Regions from separate parts of the Homo sapiens genome. Here region 2 is linked to region 1. A link is an interaction called in ENCODE POLR2A ChIA-PET data of the cell type or tissue named here. Cell type or tissue: PC-9. All regions are shown on one strand.

Evidence for each region. ChIA-PET counts read pairs that join two places held together with the same protein. Peaks named below come from ENCODE experiments on the same cell type or tissue, not always from the same donor. Only the 100,000 strongest peaks of a DNase experiment are listed, where the experiment ranks them.
Region 2: POLR2A ChIA-PET joins it to region 1 with 15 read pairs; 3 of 35 experiments call an interaction of 5 or more read pairs at or near these places.

The regions. Positions count from the first base shown.
Region 1 is chr16:11,735,993-11,738,492 of GRCh38, reverse strand. It overlaps TXNDC11 (thioredoxin domain containing 11), which reads left to right. Exons shown (of 12, transcript NM_015914.7): 2 at 2,260-2,476. Among named protein-coding and RNA genes, the nearest start is that of TXNDC11, 5.6 kb to the left of the region's middle. In PC-9, no CTCF peak of the experiment used is centred here; no DNase peak of the experiment used is centred here.
Region 2 is chr16:10,982,832-10,985,331 of GRCh38, reverse strand. It overlaps CLEC16A (C-type lectin domain containing 16A), which reads right to left. Exons shown (of 24, transcript NM_015226.3): 10 at 2,341-2,454. Among named protein-coding and RNA genes, the nearest start is that of CLEC16A, 40 kb to the right of the region's middle. In PC-9, a CTCF peak has its summit at 1,964; a DNase peak (open chromatin) is centred at 1,201; H3K27ac peaks cover 995 bases.

The DNA of each region.
Region 1 (2,500 bases):
GTTTACACATTTGATGTTTTTCCTGTCTTCCTCCCCTAGAAAGTGGTCTCCTCGACAACACGCAGTGCTAGCTGCCGCAGCCTTAGTGCTTGTGCCCAAAGCACAGTCACAGCTGCTCAGTAAAGAATTTTTGAATAATTGTGTAAGTGATTTTTTCAGGTTATGAAGGCATTCTGCATAGACTGAAAGCTCTCTGATTGAAGGTTAAAATATTAGTTTGAGTGAATAAATAGGTGACTTGCTCCGTTGGATACTTCTGCCTGTTCTGGAATTTCATATAAATGCAGTCATAGTGCATGTACTCTTTAGCACTTTTTTCACTCAGCATAATCATTTTGAGACTCATCCAAGTTATAGTACATATGAATAGGTTTTGCTTTTCGTTTTTATTGTGGAGTAACATTTAAGTAAATGGGTAAGAATATACCCCAGTTTATCATTTTACCTCATGAGTCATGCCAGATTTCTTATGCTCACTATTTACATAGTTTTTCTTTTCCCATCCTTATGCCTTTATCCTGTGTCTTTATATTTAAGATATATCTCGTTTAGATAGTGCATAATTGGGTCTTGCTTTATCCTGTCTGGCAGTCTGCTCCTCCTAATTAGGTTGCTTCCTTTTTTTTTTTTTTTTTTTTTTTGAGAGACGTAGTCTCGCTCTGTTGCCGAGGCTGAGTGCAATGGCATGATCTTGGCTCACTGCAACCTACACAATTCTCCTGCCTCAGCCTCCCGAGTAGCTGAGACTACAGGTATGTGCCACCACGCCCGGCTAATTTTTTGTATTTTTTTCAGTAGAGATGGGGTTTCACCATGTTAGCTAGGATGGTCTTGATCTCCTGACCTCGTGGTCTGCCTGCCTCGGCTTCCCACAGTGCTGGAATTACAGGCATGAGCCACCGCGCCCGGCCTCTCCTTTTATATTTAACGTAATTGTTGAGGTAGTTGGGTTTAAGTCTACCTTCGTGCTCCTTGTTTTCCATTTGTACCGTCTGGCTTTTGTTCTTTTCTTGTTCCTTTACTTACTTTCTTTCTTTTTTTTTTTTTTAGATGGAGTTTTGTTCTAGTCACCTAGGCTGGAGTGCAATGGTGCAATCTCGGCTCACTGCAACCTCCGCCTCCCGGGTTCAAGCGATTCTTGTGTCTCAGCTTCCCGAGAAGCTGGGATTACAGGCGCCCATCACCACGCCCAGCTACTTTTTCATTTTCAGTAGAGACAGGGTTTCACCATGTTGGCCAGGCTGGTCTTGAACTCCTGACCTCAGGAGATTTGCCTGCCTCGGCCTCCCAAAGTGCTGGAATTACAGGCTGAGTCACCACGCCTGGTCTCCTTTACTTTCTTTGGGGTTAATCTCATCGCGTTTTAGGTTTCCATGTTTATGTTCTCTATTTATCTCGTTTAGATAGTGCATAATTGGGTCTCATTTGTTTCTTAGCAAAGCTGCCCTAATGGTTTGTGGTATGTGAGTGTAGATGCATGGACAGCTCAGGGTGTTTACTAGGGCCCTTCTACTTGGTGGGATGCAGCCTGGGCCTAGATCTTTAGGTCTTGATGGGGAAAGTTACTTCTGACCACTTGTTTGTTCAGCGTTCTTTTCTTTTTCCTCCTGATCTGTTTCTTGTGGGAAGCTCAAGTGTTCAAAAAGCCCATTTTCCAGTTAAATAGGCTGTTGCTTTGTTACTTATCTTCATTAGTCTTAGGATTATGATATATATCTGGAGGAATGTATATTATTGTTTAATTGTTACTGTTACCTGAATGCCCTGGATAAGTACAAGCCAACTCCAGCTAATAAGCTTAATGTTTTCTCAAAGTTGAGTTGATTGTAAGCATCTCCCGTGGAAATCTTGTTAATGGTAGTTTACATGCTCCCTCACCGTAATTCTGAGCTTGCATGCTGGTGGCTCTAAAGCCCTGGAGATAAGTGGCTTTTGTGGAGAGCCAGGCTGCAGAAAAAGGAGGATGAAGTCTTTGGGATGTGGGGAGCAGGAATATGGATTATTCAGAGACATCCTTCTCTGCTCTCCACTGCCCTTCCAGCCTACACCTAGGGGACAGAATCTCAGAGAATTGTTTCCAACGTATTATTCATGTCTTGCATTTGCTCAGCCAGATGTTGCCTTTCTAGGGCAGTGATTTTGGGACTCCATTTTCTTATTCAAAAGAGGATTTTCCTTTTAAGCTTCATTCTACTTCCACAGAGCTATTTTTAGAAGAAGATAAACTAAGCAATCTTTTCTGTGTTTGCTCTTTTTTAGTCGAGCAAAAGATGTGATAATACCAGCAAAGCCACCTGTCAGCTTTTTCTCCTTGAGGTCTCCAGTCCTTGACCTCTTCCAGGGGCAGCTGGATTATGCAGAGTACGTTCGACGGGATTCAGAGGTGGTACTGCTCTTCTTCTATGCCCCTTGGTGTGGACAGTCCATCGCTGCCAGGGCAGAAATTGAGCAAGCAGCAAGTCGGCTTTCAGATCAGGTAATGCTCACATTCAGCTTAAGA
Region 2 (2,500 bases), 750 kb after region 1:
TGGCAATTCAGAAAATTTTCTTTTAAATACTGCAAAGACCAAACCAAATGAGTCTGGTGGCCAGTTTGCAACCCAGCAGGCACTTGATGGGCACTATATATATATATATATTTTTTTTTTTTTTTTTTTGAGATGGAGTCTTGCTCTGTCGCCCAGGCTGGAGTGCAGTGGCGCAATCTCAGCTCACTGCAAGCTCCGCCTCCTGGGTTCACGCCATTCTCCTGCCTCAGCCTCCCGAGTAGCTGAGACTGCAGGCGCCTGCCACCATGCCCGGCCAATTTTTTTTGTATTTTTAGTAGAGACGGGGTTTCACCGTGTTAGCCAGGATGGTCTCGATCTCCTGACCCGGTGATCTGCCCGCCTCGGCCTCCCAAAGTGCTGGGATTACAGGGGTGAGCCACCGTGCCCAGCGGGCACTTTATATTTTGCCCCCATCTCCATCAGCTCTCTAGAGCAGGGCTTGCGCTGCCTGTTTTCTAAATGGAGTGAAACAACCTGCCCGAGACCAGGTGGCTGGCAGGGCACTCTGCACCTCTAACTGGAGGCCCTGCTGATTCTGCTGACTCAGCCTTCCGTGACTTACATTCATTTAGCAAACGCTAGTTTAAGAAAGTTGCAGAGAAATATCTAGGGCCCCATAAACTCTGAGTCAGCTGTACATTTGCCAGACCGTGTGTTGTCATGAGATGGACCACTAGGAAAATCTTTAACACATCACCCCTGTCACCTCTAGGCCAAAGCCTCTCACCAAACACTTCTTCCCTTTAGAGCGCTTATAAGAGTTAAGACAGTGAGTTATTTGCATATCTGATCCATGTCCACCTCTCTACTGTACTGTAAAGCTCGAATACGGCACAGACTCTTTATGACATTGTGTATCCCCAGAACTAGCATGATACTTGGCCCAAAGAAAGAGCTCCATCAACACTGCTGAATGAATCAAGAAAGGGATAGGCCAGACAGGGGCCATGAAAAGGCCCCAATCAATTCACTAATGCCACCACCACTAACAAGGACAGAGTTTCTGGGAAGCTTTTCAGAGGCGCTAATGCTCCCCTGAATAACAAAATGACCTGGCCAGACCATCATACACCAAAACCAGTGGAAGGGCAGGGGCCTCTTGTAATTGTACTCCATGCAGTGGTGGCCTTTCATCCACAGGGTCACATTCCACCCATTCATGTAGGTGGGGCAGCAAATCTACTACCCCAGGGCGAGCTGGCCCTTTTACCAGCCTGGCCACTGCCTGAGCACCTGGCTGCAGAGAGGAAACCTTTATGAAACAGCCCTTGTATAAAACGCACTATGCTCATCTCACTTACCCACTCTAAGCTCCTTATGGCAGGGATCTCACCTGTCACTGAATCAGCTGCAGCCTGGGCTCCGCATAAGTGAGATGAGCATTTGTGCAGCCCAGACTGCAGCTGATTCAGTGACAGGTGAGATCCCTGCCATAAGGAGCTTAGAGTGGGTAAGACCTTTGAAAAGAGGGAACCAGGTGCATCAGGAACCAGGCTGTAGGTACGGTAAAGGCGCAGGTTCAAAGGCACAAATGCTGGACATGCTGGGGGAAAAGCAAGTCAGACCAGGATTAAGGCAGCTGGAGCTCAGGACATGTGAGCAGGATCTGAGAGATGACAGCAGAGATATACAGAGGACAAGATGGAAAAGCTTCAAGAGAAGTCACAACACTGGCCATCAGGTGTTTTCCCTCAGCAGTGTACCAAATGGAACGCCAAAGCTCCTTCCTGCAGACCACAAACATGCTACTTAGTCCAAAGCTTGATGATCATTTAAAACTAGAGATTACACGTAACAATGCGTTTTTCCCGCTTCTCTAGAAACATGAAAAAACCTAGTAATCCTACATCCATATTCCTGCAGAACAGCAGCAGCCTGGGGTAGAACAGGAGCTGCTCGCCAAGGTGGCATACACTCTCCAATTTGCCACACCCCTCGCCACTCTCTACTGCCCTCACCTGGGGCCTGAGTCATTCATGGATGTTCATCGCCCAACTTCTGTAGACATTAGTTCCTCTGATAAGGCATTTTCTCACTGTGTCCCGATAACAGTGTCTCACAGATATGCAACCTAAGGCCCGGAGTGGTACAATTCCATGTTTAAGAACACACAATCAATCAAATCCAGGTGGTCCCTGATCCCAGCTTCTCTTGGGTATGCAATCAAGACTCTGATTAGGTTCACTGAATCCCGGACCAGCTTATGCATCATCACTGCTATATATTCAGAATGTTAGTTTCTGATTTTAGAGAAACACACAGATTAGCAAAATGAGCAATGGTTTCCTGTTAAGGTCAGTCCCGAAGCTAATGACTTACAGAACTTCTCTGAATATCCTGTTCAGTCTTAGCGTACATCTCAGACAGATCACCATTCAGAATGACTTCAGCTAACGAGTTCACCAGCGGTGCATGATGTATAATTAAGAAGACCTGGCGGAAAAAAAAGAAACGGGATTTGCATGAAAGTGTGCGGTAT